Regions from separate parts of the Homo sapiens genome. Here regions 1, 2 and 3 are each linked to region 4. A link is a contact called in ENCODE Hi-C or POLR2A ChIA-PET data. All regions are on one chromosome and are shown on one strand. Each heading gives the region's core, a stretch centred on a gene start or an enhancer-like site at or near the end of the contact. The rest is flanking DNA. Distances are from core to core; before and after follow the strand shown. Region 1 holds the start of SMARCD3 (SWI/SNF related BAF chromatin remodeling complex subunit D3). Region 2 holds the start of ABCF2-H2BK1 (ABCF2-H2BK1 readthrough). Region 3 holds the start of XRCC2 (X-ray repair cross complementing 2). Region 4 holds the start of PRKAG2-AS1 (PRKAG2 antisense RNA 1).

Region 1 (4,731 bases), core at 313-2,812, 630 kb before region 4:
TCCAGGGTAGCAGCCCAGAATGGAGCCCAGGCCTGGCCACCAGCTAGGTGGGGCACTGGGGCTCACAGCCACTCAAGAACTGAAGCTGTAAGTTGACCAGATTAAAAAAACAGTCCACGTGTACAGCCTCTCCCCACTAGATGGGCCTTTTTAAAGGGGCTCCCACCAGCAGCCAGGTTAGGACTGGTAACTCAGCTAGCTGACATGGACACCTTGGGAAGTTACCCCCAGGGGTCCCTGGGGCTGGAGGACAGGCCACTCCAGGGAGTCCCCCTCTTCCTGTCAGCTGCTCTCCCCAGTTATCAAGGCCAGGGATACTGGCCCATCTGCTGAAGAGGCCCTGAGAGGGAGGCTTTCAGAGCCCCCAGAGAGCTGTGCCCGCCACCAGCCCCATCCCCATGAAAGGCCAAAATCCTAGGGACTCTGGCCTTACTGAGAGGGTGTCTTCCTTGGGGTCACAACCAAATTTGGCCATAGTAAACCCGACAGCTTCCTCTACACAGGGCCTCCACTCCCTCACCCATCCCAAGAGTCGCAGCCCCTGCTTCTCCCATTCCCCACCCCTCCATACCCCTCCCAGCCGGGCCCTACTGACTCAGCTCCAGCCTCCCGGGCTCCCACGTGCCTTCACAGCCTGCCTGTGGCAGGACAGTGCTCCCCTGTCCCTTCGGTCTCTAGGCCTCATGTCCCCAACTCCAGCCCCTTCCTTCACATGTTCGAGGAGTTAAGGACATCAGCTTCTGGTGGCTGAGTCCGCCAAGGAGACCCTCAGAGCCCCTAACTTGGGCTAAGTCCCTAGAGCGGTCCTCTCCCCCACCCTAAGGCAGAAGCTCCAGAGCCCTCCCGCTGGGATGCAGAGGTGGCTCAGCCTGCGAGCTTCCCGCTACAGTGCCTCCAGGGTCACCTGCTCCTTGCTCCGGAGACACAAGCAGTGACACTGTCCCAACGGATGAACAGACAGCCCAGCCCAGCCTCTGCCATGTCCCCATCCCCCACCCCCACCCCCAGGGCAGGGGCAACACCTGGGCCCACAAGGAAAAGAACGAAAGTCAACCTGTCGGCTACAGCGAGGACCCCCTACTTGGGGGGTAGAGTCCCCAAGTCCCACCCCCGCCCCTGACAAGAGCCATGCAAACGCCTCCCTTCCCCGCCTCGCGTCAGACCCGGCCGGCCGCCTGGCGACGTGTTCGGGTGCCAGGGCGCCAGCACAGTCCCGCGGCCGGGCCGTGGGCCATGACGCCCCCCACTAGAGGGGTGGGAGAGCGGGAGCGCCCTCCCGGCCCCTCCCGATCAGCCCTCCATTCAGCCCGAGCCAGCTCGCTTGCCCTCCCCCGCTAACTTTCCCCCACTCACCACCCCATGGACCAGAAACTCAAAAAGTTTGCTTTTCGTGGCTTTGCGCGCCCCTCCGGCAACTTCGTCCGCGGCCATCGGGGTGGGCTCAGCGGCTCCTCTCACTCTCTCTCTCTCTTCCTCTTTCTTTCCCTTTTCTGCCTTTTTTTTTCCTCCAACTCTCCCCTCTGAGTCCTGCTGGGCTCTCTCACACTTCTACTCGAGCGGAGTGGGGAGGGGGCCCCTTCAGGGCTGCCCTGACGGCCCACGGCCCACGCCGCCGCCGCCCGCCCGCCGCCGCCGCCGCCGCCGCGGCTGCCGCATTCCTGCACTGATAAGACAGAAATAGTCCGGCGGCCCGGGGTCTGCCTGTTGACTCGGCGGGGACGGGGCCGCCTGCCTTTCCAAGCCCGCTGTCCAAACAGCGCAGATAAGCGGCGAGGCGCGCCGACCAGCCCGGCCGCGGGCGCTGGGCAGCAGTGCTGCAGCCCGAAGCCGCCGAGGCCCGCGGGAGGCGGCGCGGGGAGGGGACGCCAGGGGAGGCGGCGGGGGGTCGCCGGCCACCGGCTCTCGCCACAAATAGTTTCTCCGTCAGGGAATTCGCCGGCCGCGCCAGGCAGGGAACAGTCAGTTCCAACTTTTCCCCCAGCGGCTCCTGCTGCATTTCTGAGGCCCTTTCCCCAGAGACCTGGCAGGCCGAGCAGGGAAACATTCGCTGGCAGGAACCGGGGGAGCCCGGCCCGCGAGGCCTCGCGCCTGCCCGGGGCCGGCGGCGGTGGGTGTGCCCGGGCGGCGGCGTGGCCCTGCGTCCACTGCTGTGTGTGCCCTTGTCTCACACGCCGTGTGTGTCCGCGCCCTTTTGTGGCGTGGCAGCTTATGTGCGTGCAGACAGACGCCCTGTATGTGTGCCTCCCTCCACGACAGCCTCCGTGCGCGCGCGCCTGCGTGTGTGGCAGGACATGGCCTGTGCCTTTCAGCTCTGTGAGAGGCTATTTCTGGGTATGTGAGTCTTTGTTTGCCGCTCTGTGAGAAAGTGAGGGCAATAGGGGAAGTATTTCAGAAAGAGGGACAGGGATTGTGCTCATGAGAACAGGAAGAGAATGAATGTGGGGAATGGCGCAGCGCCAGGGGGGTGCTCGGGTGGGTGCGTGGAGAGAACGAGGCAAGCTGGGCTTGGTTTCCTTGGGGTGGGGGTGGAGTGGGGTTAGGGGACCCAGAGGAGTTGGGGCAGCTGGGCTGGGTATAGTGGGTATATTGGGCCGGCCTCAAGACCCCAAAGAGAGGGGTCTTGAGGCTGGGGTGTGGCGTGGGGTGGCAAGGGAGCCCCAGAAGGGGCGTGTGGAAGGAGTTGGCAGTCCCTGGAGTGGAGGAGGGACCGGAAGGAGGAGGGGCAAATCCTGACATACCCAGGCAGGGAGTCCTGGGCCTACCCAGGTCCCCAAAGGCCACGCCCCTTTTTTCTCCTTCTTGGGGAGGAGCCGTGGGCTTTGGAACAAGGCCCTTGGGTCAAGTTTGGGGGTCTGCTGGGGCCTCACTGTGAGAATCCAGGTGAGGGCAGGACCATAGCCTAGTGCCTAGGGGAGTTTGTTGAAACACTTACTTGAAGTTGGGCCCTGAAGACTGAAGGGTACTGACCCTAAACCCTTCAGAATGCCTTTGCCCAGGGGGTCCTTTCTGCCTGCAGCCTGATTTCTGCTGGCCCTGGTTGTGCTCTTGGCTGTCACTGTTCATTTAGGTGCCCACTGTCAATCTGAAATGTCAGGGAGGACATCTGGTCCAGGTTGCTCCTCCACCACCCCTAGCTTGAAAGGGGACCTAGAGATCCCCTTGCTACCAAATCTCTCCCAGGGCTTTAGCCTAGACTACCCCCCACACACCCCCACACACAGAGCCTGGGCCCTGACACGGTGGGGATGGGTGGGTGGCCTGCCTCTGTCTGCCATAGGTCATGCTGCTGGGAACCTGGGGAAGTGACTTGCCCAGTCTGCCTGCTAACCTCCAGAATCCCCGCTCACTCCCATTTCTTAGCCCCTGCCCCCGATTCTTTTACCTGGAATGCCCTTTGCCTGCCCTCTGCCTTCCCTCTGCTTGTCCAAATCACACCTATTCTTTAAAGCCCAGCCCAGGCCCCACTTCCTCCAGGAAGCCTTCCTTCGTCCTACTTGTATGCAAAGATTTTTCTCTTCTCCAAATGCTCATTGCCATCTACCCAGCACCATGAATTGGCATTGGACTGGCCTGACGTGCACTGTGCTTCAAGGACATTAGCTTTGCTTTCCCAGAGAGGCTAAGGTCCCCATAAGGTCAGAGACTGATCTTTAACTCCCACTCTTCCTCCATGCCTGGGCACAGGAACTCAACAGTACCCCAGATACCTGATGCTTGCAAAGCTTAATGAGCCAATGCATGGAGCTGGTACTCTGCCATTTACCTGATGGTGTGAGTTACCATGGGCACCCCCACCCACCATGGGTGCGTCTAGCAGGGGCATGGGAAACCACAGGCCTTGGAGGTTCTGGGGGTTGGAGATAGACACCCCTAGGCTTTGTTAAAGCTCAGTGTTCTCAACTATTGGAGAGACCTTTTGGGAAAAGAAGACAGCAGAGGAGATGCTGGGCACTCCAGTTTGGGTAGCTGGGAAGTTTGAGGCAGGGCCTGGGAGATCCCGGGCTTGGTCTTGGTGGTGGAAGAGGTTGCGGGAGGTAGTTAGACGAGGGGCTATGGTGAAGCCCCTGTGGAGGAGCTGGTGAGCTTCACCCAAGTCCATACATAAGCGCTCTCCTGAGCCACCCCTCTGGGAGACATCCTTAAGTGTACACAGACAATAGATACACCTTGCACACACACCCTCCCAACACACACACAGCAGGCACACCAATACAAGCACCAAAAGGTCGAGGAAGCCACATGGCTCTGCACACACAGGCACACCTTGAGCACCTCCACATCCCGTGGTGGGCCCCATTCACAAGGCAGGCCCAGACACATTTGCGTACTGCTTTTAGGTGGGCGACAGGAGGAGCCTTCAGACCAGAAAGCTGGGGCGGCGCCAGTGTGGGGGCCCGGGCCAGGGCTCCCTCCTCACAAAGGCCAGGATCCCCAGTGGCTTAACCCCAGAAGGGCGCTCGGTGTGCCACGCCGCCGATGGCTCCTGCGGGTGGGAAGGAGGCCCGGGAAGAGCGTGGATTCCTCCCAGCGCAATAGGGCGCCCGCCGCACTTGGGGCAGGCCGTGCGCCTGTCGGGGGCGAGGGCGGCCGCCCGGCGCCCGGCGCCGCAGTCCCCCCTGCCGTCCCCCCATCGCTCCTTCCCTCGCTGAAGCACCACCAGCACCAAATGGCAAAGCGCCGCTCCCCGCGCAGGGAGAGATGCGCCGCGGCCTGCGGGACGGGCTCGGCCGC
Region 2 (4,929 bases), core at 258-2,757, 650 kb before region 4:
AGAGGGCTGGGATTGGACTGCCAAGGGCCTGGAATAGTCTTTACCGCATATGGCCATGTTTCCCAGTCTAGACGGTAAGTTTTTGGAGGGAAGACGGTAGTGCCTCAGTGTATAGCACCATGTCTAGCACTTGAGAAATAATAAATATTTCCCAAAATATAAATAACAGAAAGGGAGCTCTCTCCCAGGAAAAACCCCATAAATCAACTCATAAGTTACTCTCTTGTAGGTAGAGCCACTACACCAGTGAGAGGACAAGCTTATTGTATAATGTAGCAAAGAACCTGGCACATTGGTCACCATGCATAGAAATGGAAACTGAGAAAGGGGCAGGGAACTGATCCCCTCCTCACAATCTAATAGAGCAGCAAGGCAGCTCAGCAACTCTCACATCCGCTTGCCACTGAGTATGTGAGAACCTCGTCTTCGGCTTCCTTGCGCAATGACAGGGTGGCACGAATTCCAACTCTACTGATTTGATTCATCATGAAAAGTTGCATGACACCAGATACATTCTCCACTACCCCCAGCATCAAGATTCCAACTCTGGCTGGGGCATGCATTAAGTCTTAGCAACCATCCCCAACTCACCCCTCCCTCAATTCACCTGTGGTCTCTCTGCCATTGGCCTCATTCTTCTCTGCCACCTGTGGTTCTGTGACAACATCTCCATTTTCTTCATGTCCTTTTCTGGGCCGCTGTCGAGCTTTGGCAGCCTCCTTCTTTTTGGCTGCCTTCTTCTTGGCCAGGTCGGAGGGCATGATGATGACCCACAGGGGTAGGTTACTGTTGTTTCAGGGAGCCTGAAGGAAGGCAAACAGATACCCCCAAACCCTAAACTTACTAGTAAGAATGCCTGGGCCCTGCTCCATCCCTCTCAGGAATCTTCGTATCAACATCAAGCCTCTGATGCCCTGGCCTGCCCCCGCCTCGTCTGTTCCAACTTGGTCAGGGTATCCCAAACCAATGCCGATTCTCAGCGGCTCTTCTAATCTTAACATCTCTTCCCACAGGCACCAGTCCCCCACGGACTGCCTCACTTTGGAAACGCTCCTTCTTTCAGGGCCTCCGGCTGGGGACCAGGTTCTGCCCCTCAGCGGAGGTCTCCGTCTCCGGTTTCCCTACAACTTGGCGCTCCGCACTCAGCTAGCCGCCTCACTTTCCGGGCTTCCTCCTCCCGTCCGTCTCGGGCCTCTTCTCGATCGTCCCTCTCCACATCACCCGGCCGTCGAGCCCAGCCTCTTGCCGGGACGCACTCGTCCTCGCCCGCGTGAGTCCCCTCCGAGTCTCCACGCTCGTCACCCCCGGGTCCTCCCCCACCCCGCCCGTCAGCTTCTCTCCCTTAGCCCTATCTTCCCCCTCGCAGAGCCCTCCATCCAAACCCCGTCCCTGCTTCCTCTTCTAATTCTCTTTCCCCCTCACCGGCGGGGACCCTCTCCCTACAGCTCCCCTTCCCCTAACTCACTGGGCCTCGCTGCTCGGCCTATGTCGCAACAGAGCTGCTCCTTAGGATCCTCCGCGTGCGGCCGGCTCACCAGCCAATCACGGCCTCGGGTGGTTCTCGGCGCGCCGCGCTGCCTCCTTGGAAGTGTAGTCCTCAAGTTGCAGCGGCCAAGAGTGAGACCCGCCTTGAGGACTACTATGTATCCCACAGACCTCGCGGGGCCGCGTGACGCCATCAGGATGCGCGAGGCTCGGGGAGGGGGCGGGATTAGAGTCCAAGAGCTCTCTGCTAGCGGGCGCACTTCGGGCGCTGGAAACTGCAAATCCCAGATTGCTCGTTGGATAAACCGGCTGAGCCTTCAGGCTTTACCCCACCTCTCGAAAATCCATTGAGCTGTTGTGGAGTTACGAGTTTTTAGAGCTACCTAACCGACTCAGGCAGCAGGGCGTGCAACTACACTTCCCAGCTTGCCTCAGCGGGAGTAGATCGAAACAATGGGAGAGGAGAGGTGGGAGCGTGAGGGGAGGACTAAAATGAAGGGGGCGCTGGGCAGGGAGGGGTTCCAGAAAGCGGGGCATCGCTGCAAAGATGTTGCCAACGGAATTCCTTCACGAAAGAAAGCGCCTTGGTTTCATTAAACCTTAATTTTAGAGGCTGGTTCATTGTTAAACTTTTAGAAGGTGCCAGACGTTGTTTTGGAACCTCGGCCGCTTAGCCTCCCCGCTGCCGCATTGTTAGGTTTCCACTGAAGCCATGCAAGTTTGGTGGAAAGGGCCCCGAGATAAAAAGGCCCCTTGGCTGAGATTTGTTTTATTATTAGTTAGCCATGCTACCGGGCCCGTTACTTTCCCTTTGAGTCTCACTGTTTAAAATCTCTCACATGACATTTTGGGCTGGATGGTTTAAAAATAAATACAATCTCTCAAGGACTTCACATTACCTACATTGTAAACTCCAAATGTTTAGCCTCAAGTACAAGGCAGGCCCTTTGTGATCTTTGTTACTTCTCCAGGCTCCTGTGCAGCAGAAGCCTCACCATCAGTGACGTTTGGGGCAGCAAAGGAAGCTATTGCTCCCTTTGAGCATATTCTCCAAATGTGGCACCTTTTCGCCCACAGTCCGTGACTCAAACAATGAGAATTAGTTTTTCTTCTCAAACTCATACTTCAGTAGAACTTACCTACTTAAATAGTTCGGAGATTAAGCGTGCTATTTTACACCTGCATGCCTTTGAACATACATTTTCCTAGAATATCCTCCACCAACGAAGTGCCTACTATCTGTCAGGCTCAGATATATGTGCTGGAGTTGCAATGGTGCAAAGTCACTCCCTGACCTCAGGGAGCTCATAATAAAGAAGGAACATGTGAAAAGTAAACAAGCCGGGTGTGGTGGCTCACACCTGTAATCCAAGCACTTTGGAAGGCCGTAGTGGGAGGATCATTTCAGCCCAGGAGTTCAAGGCTGCAGTGAGCTATAATCAAACCACTGCACTCCAGACTGGGTGACAAAACTAGACCCTGTCTCTAAAAAAACAAAAAACAAAAAAAACAGACCTTGACACCATGAAATTAAGTGCCCTAAACGAAGTGACTTTCGTGTGTTGCTGGGGTACCTAGGTGGAGACCTCACTTGGCATAGCATAATTAAGAGCATAACCCCAGTTCTATGCTTCATTGTGTGGCCTTGGGCAAAGTACATGTTCTCCTCTGTAAAATGGGAATATAGTTACAAAAAGAATACAGTTAAATGACTGTAAAACCCTTCTGTATGAAGCAAAAGAGTTATTTATGGGCCGGGCACGGTGGCTCACGCCTGTAATCCCAGCACTTTGGGAGGCCGAGGCCAGCGGATCACGAGGTCAGGAGATCGAGACCATCCTGGCTAACACGGTAAAACCCCGTCTCTACTAAAAATACAAAAAATTAGCCAGGCATGGTGGCGGGCACCTGTAGTCCCAGCTACTCGGGAGGCTGAGGCAGGAGAATGTCGTGAACCTGGGAAGTGGAACTTGGAGTGAGCCGAGATCACGCCACTGCACTCCAGCCTGGGCAACAGAGCGAGACTCCATCTCAAAAAAAAAAAAAAGTTATTTATGATTGTGGATCACATAAAAAGCACTCATTTGGCTGAGTGTGGTGGCTCATGACTGTATTCCCAGCACTTTGGGAGGTGGAGGCAGGTGGATCTTTTGAGCTCAGGAGTTCAAGACCAGCCTTGGCAACATGGCGAAGTCCTATCTCTATTAAAAAAAATACAAAAATTAGCCGGGCGTGGTAGCGCATCGCTGCGGTCCCAGTTACCCAGAAGGTCAAGGCTGCAGCAAGCTGAGATCGTACCACTGCGCTCCTACCTGGGCAACAGAGCAAGACCCTGTCTCAAAAAACAAAACACAACAAAGAAACAGATTCAAGCGCCTGTGCCTCCTGGGAGAAATATGCTTCTCCTTTCCCAGCCTCGTTTAAAAATGTGTGGTTACAGATAACAATATTTATTATGCTTTTTCATTTATGCCATCACATTAAACTCCCCACCCCCAACAAACTCCGAGGTGAGGATTATTACCATTTTGCAGATCAGGAAACTACGGTGACAAGCAGCTCTGGGCAGCTCTGTTGCCTAGGCTGGAGTTCAGTGGCACGATCATGGCTCACTGCAACCTCGACCTCCTGGGCTCAAGCGATCCTCCCACGTTGGCCTCCCAAGTAGCTGGGACTACAGGCAAGCACCACCATGCCTGGCTAATTTTTGTTTTTTTTTTTCAGAGATGAGGTTTTGCCATGTTGCCCAGGCTGGTCTGGAACTCCTGGGTTCAAACGATCTGCCCACTTTGGCTTCCCAAAGTGCTGGGATTACAATTCCAGGCATGAGCCACTGCACCTGGCTACAGTTTTTAAATTTTACATAGAGATGGTGTCTTCTTATGTTGCCCAGGCTGGTCTCAAACTCCTGGGCTCAAGAGATCCTCCTGCCTCGACCTTCTGAAATCCTGGTATTACAGGTGTGAGCCACCATCCCTCCCCCTGCCCACCCTGCCCTGGGTTTAGCCAGAGAAAAGAACTCGGGATGAGGGGAGAAGAAACAGGGAAAGAGAAATGGGAAAATGGGGGAGAAAAGGAGGTGAGTAAAGAGAGAGGAGAAAGGGACTGGCTAAATTTGAAAAAAATCACAGAAGGTCAGTGCTGGAAACAAGAATATTTGGCTTAGACTCTGTTTAAATTATGAAGAAACGGAGACCCAAGGAAGGAAATGTCTCTTGGAGAATTACCTAGGAACTTAGTAACTGAAAAGGATCTGGACCTGCAGTGTTCAGTATGGTAGCCTCCGGCCATATGTGGCTATGGAGCACTTGAAATGTGGCTAGTCTGAATTGAGATTTGCTGTTAAGTGTAAAATACACATCAGACTTCAAATATTCCATATAAAAAAAGAATGTAAAGTATCTCATCAATAATTTTTCATATTGACTCCATGTTGAAATGATT
Region 3 (4,916 bases), core at 2,327-4,826, 800 kb after region 4:
ATGCTTGCTCCTGGCAGAACCAAGGTTTCTGAACTTCCAGTCCAATATTCTCTAGATCTCAGCCTCCAAAATACGTCATTAGAAAATTCCTGGAAGAATGTGCAGATATTCACAGGGCTATCCTTGGGTAATGATAATGGGAGTGGAGACATTTCCTACTTTTCACTTCAGTGCTATTGGAATTTTCTGCCATGTACATGAACTGCTTTAATAATAAATATAATGGAGTTAGTTTTTTAAAGAAAAAAAACATGGTATGCTGTGCATAGCAACCAAAACTGGACAGACACTTCCAATTTTTTATTTACCAATTATTTTAAAATTCAAGGCATATTAGCATTCTTGAAAAAATGCAAAGTACACCATTATTTAACAACTGTATTCAAATGAAGCCATTTGGTGGATGATACCAAAATACTGCCCAAATCACTGGATCTTTTCTCACAATCTCAGTGAGATATAAAAGTAAAAATCCTATTGCTACTGTGCAAAGGGAAAAATGGATTGTTCTATTGTAAACTGTAGTCAAATGCTTGTCTTTTTTAAATCAAGGGCACATATGTTTTCCACTCTCCACCTGGCTTACCATAAACTTCATCCCTAGAATCTGCTAAAAAAATATATATTCTTTTTTTTGAGACAGAGTTTTGCTCTGTCACCCAGGCTGGAGTGCAGTGGCGTGATGTCGGCTCACTGAAACCCCCGCCTCCCGGGTTCAAGCAGTTCTCTTCCTTCACCCTCCCAAGTAGCTGGGATTACAGGCGCCCACCACCACACCCAGCTAATTTTTTTTATTTTTAGTAGAGACAGGGTTTCTCTCTAACTCCTGACCTCAGGTGATCTGCCCACCTCAACCTCCCAAAGTGTTGGGATTACGGGCATGAGCCACTGCACCCAGCCTAAAAAAATATTCTTACAACTTTATTTTCTTGAAGACCCCCATATGAAATGTCTTTTCCTTGATACTCACAAGAAAGATTAACTATTTTATTAGGTTCTAATTCTAGTGAATTTTAAAGCAGGCCAGGCGTGGTGGCTCATGCCTGTAATCCCAGCACTTTGGGAGGCTTAGGCAGGCGGATCATGAGGTCAGGAGTTTAAGACCAGCCTGGCCAACATAGTGAAACCCGGTCTCTGCTAAAAAATAAAAATAAAAAATAAATTAGCCGGGCATGGTGGCGTGCACCTGTAGTCCCAGCTACTCGGGAGGCTGAGGCAGGAGAATTGCTGGAACCCGGGAGGCAGAGGTTACAGTGAGCCAAGATCGCGCCACTGCACTCCAGCCTGGGCGACAGAGTGAGACTCTTGTCTCAAAAAAAACCAAAAATTTAAAGTAGTTTATTTCAGTTTCTTGGGTTAGCTTATGGCTTCAGATATATTCCTCAACACAATCCCTCCAAGTAAATTCAAAGTAGATGAATGTGCAAAGAAGCTAGAGTTCAAACAAATTTGGCAGTGGCCACATAGTTCCCAAGACACTTAAAGGGAAAGAGACTGGCTTAACTGGTTTTGTTAATAAAAAGGAAAATAGAGCAGCGCCAATTGCCTAGCTTCCTATTCACCATTCCACCCCACTCCACTCCAGAGTAGTATGAGCTAGGCTTAGGATTGCCACACAGACAAGGCAGGCAAAGGATATGATGTTAAATTCTTTGTTCCATGACTTAACTGTGCTAGACTCTCATTTTTTGGATACAAGGCTTGTTCTGATTGCAAAAATCATCGGACCTTAACCTGGGTTTCAAATAATCATTTAAATATAAGGTTTTGGCCGGGCGCAGTGGCTCACACCTGTAATCCCAGCACTCTGGGAGGCTGAGGCGGATCACCTGAGGTCAGGAGTTCGAAACTAGCCTCGCCAACACGGCGAAACCCTGTCTCTACTAAAAATACAAAAGTTAGCTGGGTGTGGTGGCGTGTGCCTGTAATCCCAGCTACTTGGGAGGCTGAGGCAGGACAATCGCTTGAACCCGGGAGGCGGAAGTTGCAGTGAGCTGAGATGGCACCATTGCACTCCAGCCTGGGCAACAGAGCGAGAGTTCATCTCAAAAAAATATATATTTATATATAAAAAATATGTTTATATGTATTATATACTTTCTATATAATCTATATTATAAATATATTTTTAAATATATATTTATATAATATATTTTTAAATATATATTATATATAAATATATTTTTAAATATATATTATATATAAATATATTTTTAAATATATATATATCTATGGTTTATAACTGTAGCCGTTCTTATACTAAGCAGTGGTTCTACTCTTTAGGAACAGGGATTATCAAACTATGGCCAGCAGGCTAAATCCAAAAAACAAAGCTTTATTGGAACGCTGCCATGTGCCTTTATTTATCTATGACTGCCTTCCCATTAGAACAGCAGAGTTGAGTGGCTGTGACAGAAACGGCATGGCCTGCAAAGCCTAAATATTTACCACATGGCCCTCCACAAAAATGTTTGCTGACTCTTTTGAGATTGCTTCCTCTCTCATCTGCATAAAAGATCCTTCATACCCTGCCCACTGCTCAGCGCTTACTTCCCAACCTATTGTCCCTCACTCCCTTTGTTCCAATTTTACAGAAATACTTGCAGTTATCTAAATTAGCCATGCTCTTGCTTAATTCAGAATCCATGTACTCCCGACTGTCTCCGCTCTGAATGTCATCCTCTCCTTGCCAAACCATTTCAAATGGTCCTTGAAACTTCAGTCATCTCCTCCTGCATCTTCCATGATGCCCGCCCCTCTAATGGACAACAAACTTTTGTGCAATACTGTAATTCTTACAGCAGCCTCCCTTACTAGTTCTTTAATGGCAGAAGTTATGTCTTTTGTTGCTTACTCCTATCCCTTAACACGTAGTTGACACACAGTAAGTGCTGGACACTTGGTTCAATTCTTGAGGGGCATCCACCGGCTTGTGTGGCTCTGGAGCTACCTGGGCTGGAAACGAATACTAGGGGGTGGCGAGGGCCAGCTGCCCTAAGCAGAGACACGTGGGCTACAGGGAGGTGAGGCAACCTCCGCAAACACCACCTGTTCCAGAAAAGCTCCAAATGCTCCAACGGGCGACCCCTCCCCTTTTCTAGCTTTTCTTGCATAGCTTGACATTTCCAACGGTAGTTAATTTGTGAGGGGTTTTTAGACCATAACTCTTGGGAGGAGAGACCTCGTATGTTATATCGATCTGGGCAGGCAGCAAGTCTTCCAAAGAAAGACTTCCTCCACCTCCGCCCGGTCCTCCCACCTCGGAGGACTCCAGGCTGCCCAGGGGCGGACCCCTGGGGCCCAGGTGAGAGGTGGCAGAGGGTGCCAGCATCGCGGGCGTCTAGGCCGAGAGGCCGGTCCCAGCCCGGCCAGGCCGCGCCGCCCCAAGCCTCCCAATCCCCCGGGTTCCCTCGGCTCCCCTCGCCCACCGGCGGCCTTGTTCCCATCTCCCTCACTCCCAACCCGGCGGCTCTCACCTCGGTCCCAGACTCAGCCCTATGGAAGGCACTACACATCGCCCCGAAGGCTCGGCGCAGGAGAGACTCAACTTTCCCGCCACCAACGCCATTCACCAACTGCGCAGACTCTACGGCCAGTCAAACCCGCCCACCCGCGCGCGTGCGCACTGCGCCAGGCCGCGGCCGGGGAGGCGGGAGCATGCGCAATAGGGTGTGCGGGCCTCCCCGCCCCGCCCCCAGTTCCTGTGACGTCAGACTTCCGCGTCCCCCGCGGCGCTCTCCCGCGTCCCCTTGGAGATCGCTCCGGGGTGGCGGGGACAGCTGGTGCTTTTCTTGTCTGTTGTAAACTTTGGTTCGTTATTATTATATTAGGTAAAGCTGGTCTTATGTATTAATTTGTTTAACCATTAAAAATAATTGTATTGCACAAGCAGGCCCCTTTGTCCGTTCTCGGGTTAAAAGCCTCTGGCTGTGTGTGCGATTCATGGTTAATTCTGGAAAAAAAGAGAAAAGTATACTGTATTTAAAAGAATTTTTAAAATATACCGAGCCTGTGGATTTATCAAGTTGCTTTTTGAGGTAGGCAGGAGGATCACTGGAAGTCGGGAGTTCGAGACCAGCCTGGCCAAAATGGTGAAACCCCGTCTACAGTAAAAATACAAAAATTAGCCAGGTGTGGTGGCGCATGCCTGTAATCCCAGCTACTCAGGGAGGCTGAGGCAGGAGAATCGCTTGAACCAGGGAGGCAGAGGTTGCAGTGAGCCGAGATCGCGCCATCACACCTGAGCGGCAGAGCGAGACTCTGTCTCAAAAAAAAAAAAAGACAAAAATTTGGATATAGTAGCATTGGCCATTATTATCAAGATGACAAAATGTTTTCTGGAATGAAAAAGTTTCATGCAAAGATATACTTTTCACCCACCTAGTTTAGTTTTCAAAAACGCTAGGAAAGAGCATATACCAATGAAGTATTTCTCATGGGTAATATTAAAGTTGCTCATTTTGTAAATTGGAATGGTTTTGGTTCCAAGTCACAGAAAACCCAACTCTTACGTCCTGAAACAAATGGGCTTTACCGGGTGACATCACTAGAAGTCCAAAGGTAAGACAGGCTTCAAGGTTAGTTTAATTGAGAGGCTTGATGAGGCAAACAAGTACCTCATTTCTTTTTACCTCAGATTCATGTTTTCTACCTTGGCCTCTTCTCTACGTAGGGCTGCGGGCCCGTATCTGAAACATTAACAACCATCAGGAATGAGGTTGGTCTGGTTAGCTTAGGCCTGAATCGTGTGCCCCACTTACTTTTCTTTTTTTCTTTTTTTTTTTTTTTTTGGAGACGGAGTCTCATTGCACTCTCGCCCAGGCTGGAGTGCAGTGGTACCATCTCGGCTCACTGCAACCTCTGCCTCCCGGGTTCAAGTGATTCTTCTGCCTCAGCCTCCCAAGTATCTGGGACTA
Region 4 (4,363 bases), core at 670-3,169:
TTTTCAAATAGAACACTTATTCCTGCATAATCGAGTCACCACCGTGGGGGCCACACAGCAGCCAGGGGTCCAAGTTTCCAGCCCCAGAGCTTTCCAGCCAGGGAGGGCTGGCCCAGGGCCCCTGTGGGGCTACTTGGCATCAGGTGTCTGGAGACCCGCCCCTGGACTCCACCCTCTTCACCCAAGCGTTAGGCACGTGTGGGCCGGAGTTTACACAGGAGGACCTTAGCGGGGCGTCTAAAAGAAGGGTGGCTCAGCAAACACGGGGCAGTGCGCCCTGGGATTCACAGTGGGAAGTGAGTGGCCTGCCTCGGCCATGCCAGCTGCGCCTGACCCTGTCGGGAAGGATTAGCTTTAATGAGGGGTCCGGACAGCCCATTCACTGCGCACTCCCACCCTGCCCCGGGAGAGCAAAATAACTTTCTCTACGGAGCACTCTGGTGTGTGTGTGTGTGTGTGTGTGTGTGTGTGTGTGTGTGTGTGTGTGTGTGTACACAAACATTTACTTGGTTGGCTGAGGCGGAGGGTGTGACCCAGTGGGCCACACCTCCCACCGCCCTACCCCGCTACGTGGAGGCGAGGAACAGTGGCCGCGGGCTACCGGGGCGCCTTCCGAAAAGAGAACCACTACGCGGCCCGCCGCCCCTCTGGCTGGACAAAGTGAAGCCGCAGGCAGATCCGAGTCGCCAATGTCCTCCCGGGCGGCTGGCGCGGACGGGGCTGAAGTTCAATGCAGCCTGCACGGATTAGGGAGCTCCGAGCCCCCAAATACCACAGAGACCCAAAGTACACTCCCGGGGCGGGGGAAGGGAACGGCGGCAGAGGAGACCCCCGCTCCAGGCCCAGAAACGCCCGGAGAGAAACTGGAGCGGAGGGGGTGCATTGGAAGACGCAGCTACACAGCTCCCCCCAACCCCCGCCCCGCTGCTTTCCCCACCCACCGCCCCTCCCCTCTCCTCCCTCCCCTCCCCTCTCTCCGTCTCCAGCAGCCGAGCGCGGGCTCCACCTCCCCGGAGCGCAGTCCACACCGTCCCTTTTCAGCAAAACAACACAACGCACCGCCCCCCGCACCCGCACCCGGCTGGATACCGGGCTACGCCCAGCCGCCCACCCGCCGCGCCCGGCGCCCCCTCTAGTCTGCAGCCGCCCAGCCCCCGCCCCAGGCGGAGCCCCAGCCCTGGCTGCACGCGGGCAGAGAGAGAGATTGAGCCCCGGCTCCGCCAGCCCAGCTCGGGCCCTGTCCCTCTACCCTTTCCCCAAGCCGCCCGAAGTGACAGGAGGGGCACGCACGGCGCGCGCGGGGCGTCCAGCGTTAACCGCTTCGGCGCCGGGGACGGGAGCGACAGGAGGGCTGGGGAGCAGGGGACCGAGTGCTGGGACTCACCGGAATGTGCACGCGCAGCGAACGCCTCTTCTGGCTGGCATTTTTCTTGCCGCCGCTCCCGCCGGGGCTGGAAACATCTTTTTTCTTCTTGGTGTCCATAACCGCGCTTCCCATAACTCTAACCAGAAGTTGATTCTGCGAAACTCCTCGGGGGTTCGGTCCCCTCCTTCCCTCCCCCGGCCGCTGCCTTCGGACTGGAGCCGCGCGCTCTGTTACACCCTGAAGCCACCTCGTGGGGACTTCCGCGGAGAGGGAGGGTGAGCAGGGAACTCGCGCGGCCGCCGCCGCCGCCGAAGCGCCGAATTCAAGCGTCCTTTCCTACGGAACCCTCGTAGGCAAATCAGTCAAAGCCCGTCCCGGTTCTGGTGTCTCCCCGGGTTACTCGTGGCTGAGGTCTCCCGCTGGGTGACAAAGTTTTCTTCCTTTTGCAAAGCTAAGAAACATTTTCCACCCTCTCGGCTCCTCCCACAGATTCCCAGAGGTAATCTGAAAGGCAGGTGCAATTAAAACCAGCAATTTGGAAAACAAGCCTCCTATGCCTGTGCCCAAGTGGGGAATCTGGAACCAGTAAGCCCGTTCGTGCATAAATGTAATCCTCGGCCGCAGAATAAACCAGCTCGGAGCCTGCAGCTGGGTCCGTCCTCCTTTCTGGGCGAGAGGGAGGGCGGCGGGGGAAGAGGAGGTGCAAGGCGAGCCCTCTGCGCAATTAGGCTACGGGCGGCCGCTGGCAGAAGTTCTGGCGGCGGCGCTCGCGGCCCTGCGCGCCGGAGGGGGCGCCCGGAGTCCAGCGGGCCAAGAAGGGCAGGGCGCCCGCTCCTCGCCCCCCGCCGCGCCGCGGCCCCAGGGGACCGCAAGGGGACAGTGAGGGGCCGGGCCTGGCACCGACGCAAGCTCGGGGAGCGCGGGTGGTGGGAGGCGGCGCGTGTTGAACAGGAAGTGCGCGGCGTGCAGCGCCACCGTCCCGCTCCCCGTCGCCCCACGCCGCCCTCGTCGCCGCGCCCAGACCCCTGCGGCGGCCGCAGCCGCTTGGGACTCGCTGCGAGCTGGTTTCGGATCCATCCCGCCTCCCGGCGTCTCACTGTGTGCCCTACCCTTTGAAACACGCCCCCGCGCCCGCCCTGCCGTAGACCAGGCAGCGAGGAAGCCCACAGTCTCCGGGGGCGCTGCGCGCGAAGTAGCACGTGCTTCTCGAAACACCGCAGCCCCCGGGTCCCGCCCCGCCCGGCGCGCGCACTCGAACCCGCCCAGAGAGCGGTGCGTGGCGCTGGGTGCGAGCAGGGTCTAGCCACCCCCACCCTCACCCCACCCCACCCCACCCTGCTTTTTTCAGGTTCATCAAGGTTTGCGCAGTGGATCCGCGGTAAGTGCGTGTCCCCACGCCGCGGGAAACGTGGGGCTCCTGAGACTGCGGAAAGAATTGGGAGAAGGGGAGGGCTCGAAGACCCGGGCGAGGGTTCCCGGTGCGGCCCAGGTCCTTTAGAGCCCCGGGTGGGCATCCAGTACCGCCTGCTGCCGAGGGCCCTAGAGGGGTTGGGGGAGGGGGCTGGTGTGTCCCCCACCCCCAGATGCGCCCCAGGATGGCGCGACCTCGGCTCCCTGGTGGAAAGTAGGGGGAGTGCTGGCTTGGGGGTCGCTTCCCCTCCTGCTCTAGTTTCTGAGGATGTGATGACCCCAAAGGTCATTGGCGCTCCCAGAATGCTGACGTCAGCTCAGCCGCTCCGAGTAATCAGTAATGCAGGGAGGCCACCCGCAGAAAGAACGCGACAGGGGTCGCTTTGGGGACACCATAGGGCCTTTACTCCTTTTGAGGTGCGTGCTTTCGCAGGACTCCCTCCCCAGAGGAGGAGGCATGATCAGCCCACCCAAAGGATCATCTCTTAGGAAGCAGGCGTGCGCCCACGCAGGGAGAAGCATCCTTCCTTTCAGCTGCTTGCCGGGTGGCTTTTCCAACCCGAGTTCCAGCAGCTTGCACAAAATCCTTACAGCTTGGGTGGTTCCCTGGCTCATAGGGGTGGGTTTATATTCTTTCTCCTTCTCCTCTGCTCTCTGGTCCAGAATGAAGCCAGCCTGGAAGATCCCCAGTCTCGAGACAGAGCCTGACAGGGGCAGATGCACTGGAAGGACCCTGTCTGGGTTTAGCAACCAAGCAGCCATCCTGGCCCCACAGGTGTGGGACTTCTGGGTCTTCTCCTGGCTGGCTTCTTGCTAGAGGATTTCAAGAGACCCAGCAAGACTGTATTGTCCCACTGAATGCTCAAGATATTGGTTAGAAGTAGAAAAGGGGAGGGGGTAGTATTTAGCCTCTGTCCCCACTAAAAATTATTCCCAATTGTCATTTGTGTCATCTGTTTAGCTTACAGTTTTAATCCTTGTCAAAATGATCATTTGCCAGGGTGCATAAAACACCCTATTTGATGAGAACTGGTTTTAAAGGAAAATGGGGCCATCAGAAGGAAGCCGGTTGGTGTGAAGAGACGTCTGGGAAGAGCCCCTGGCGAGGGCCCTCATTCCACTGGGTGACCCAGAAGGAGAAAACCGCGATGGCGCTTCTCATTTGAAATGTTTTCTTTATGGACAGTGTTTAGCAATTGTTATAATGTGTACTTTTGTTGATTGATCTGTATACATATGTAAAATAATTTGTTCTCTGAGTTAATTTTGTTGGAACAAAGACTTTAGTGCTTCCTACATTAAAACATTTTACTGTATTGCCTGCATTTTAAGAGCCTTTTTTTAATTTTTAATTTTTTTGGTCCTTGTGATATGACGAGGTATAAATTCTGGGTTTTGTCCAGGGTTCCTGGCTTAGCACTCTCGTCGCCCTCATCACAGTCTCTTGTTATAATGTTGGGGCGCTTTAGGCCTCAGACACCCCAGGAAACAATCTCCTCTGAACTTCCCCTGCCCTCCTTCACCACCTCACCAGCCCAAGGCAGGACTCTAATCCTCCCTCATCTTTCTGATTGTGGGACTTAAGAC

The links. A loop is a pair of places that touch in the nucleus more often than their neighbours do. ChIA-PET counts read pairs that join two places held with the same protein, here RNA polymerase II (POLR2A). Pooled maps may share reads with other maps.
Region 1: a map of CD8-positive, alpha-beta T cell shows a loop between it and region 4 (4-fold over the local background). The contact joins the promoter of SMARCD3 here to the promoter of PRKAG2-AS1 in region 4. A Hi-C loop is called at or near these places in 3 of 168 maps with a recorded cell type or tissue (CD8-positive, alpha-beta T cell, ascending aorta and naive thymus-derived CD4-positive, alpha-beta T cell) and 9 of 50 pooled maps.
Region 2: a loop to region 4 is called in a map of CD4-positive, alpha-beta memory T cell, with 21 times the contacts of the local background. The contact joins the promoter of ABCF2-H2BK1 here to the promoter of PRKAG2-AS1 in region 4. A Hi-C loop is called at or near these places in 2 of 168 maps with a recorded cell type or tissue (CD4-positive, alpha-beta memory T cell and naive thymus-derived CD4-positive, alpha-beta T cell) and 10 of 50 pooled maps.
Region 3: a map of CD4-positive, alpha-beta T cell shows a loop between it and region 4 (2.7-fold over the local background). The contact joins the promoter of XRCC2 here to the promoter of PRKAG2-AS1 in region 4. A Hi-C loop is called at or near these places in 2 of 168 maps with a recorded cell type or tissue (CD4-positive, alpha-beta T cell and CD4-positive, alpha-beta memory T cell) and 14 of 50 pooled maps. POLR2A ChIA-PET finds 5 or more read pairs at or near these places in 1 of 52 experiments (H1).

The regions. Positions count from the first base shown.
Region 1 is chr7:151,247,132-151,251,862 of GRCh38, forward strand. It overlaps SMARCD3 (SWI/SNF related BAF chromatin remodeling complex subunit D3), which reads right to left and starts at 1,563. Exons shown (of 13, transcript NM_001003801.2): 1 at 1,354-1,563. The coding sequence starts at 1,431. RefSeq lists silencers at 1-86, 2,134-2,223.
Region 2 is chr7:151,225,698-151,230,626 of GRCh38, forward strand. ABCF2-H2BK1 (ABCF2-H2BK1 readthrough) reads right to left here and starts at 1,508. Exons shown (of 17, transcript NR_160983.1): 1 at 1,466-1,508; 2 at 608-803. ABCF2 (ATP binding cassette subfamily F member 2) reads right to left here and starts at 1,508. Exons shown (of 15, transcript NM_007189.3): 1 at 1,466-1,508; 2 at 608-803. The coding sequence starts at 761. RefSeq lists a silencer at 1,285-1,344 and enhancers at 1,445-1,494, 1,605-1,684.
Region 3 is chr7:152,672,565-152,677,480 of GRCh38, forward strand. It overlaps XRCC2 (X-ray repair cross complementing 2), which reads right to left and starts at 3,577. Exons shown (of 3, transcript NM_005431.2): 1 at 3,477-3,577. The coding sequence starts at 3,515. RefSeq lists silencers at 2,964-3,053, 3,354-3,823 and an enhancer at 3,054-3,898.
Region 4 is chr7:151,875,123-151,879,485 of GRCh38, forward strand. PRKAG2-AS1 (PRKAG2 antisense RNA 1) reads left to right here and starts at 1,920. Exons shown (of 3, transcript NR_038926.1): 1 at 1,920-2,018; 2 at 2,715-2,744; 3 at 3,440-4,101. It overlaps PRKAG2 (protein kinase AMP-activated non-catalytic subunit gamma 2), which reads right to left and starts at 1,993. Exons shown (of 16, transcript NM_016203.4): 1 at 1,385-1,993. The coding sequence starts at 1,498. RefSeq lists an enhancer at 736-855 and silencers at 1,046-1,185, 1,246-1,295, 2,058-2,487.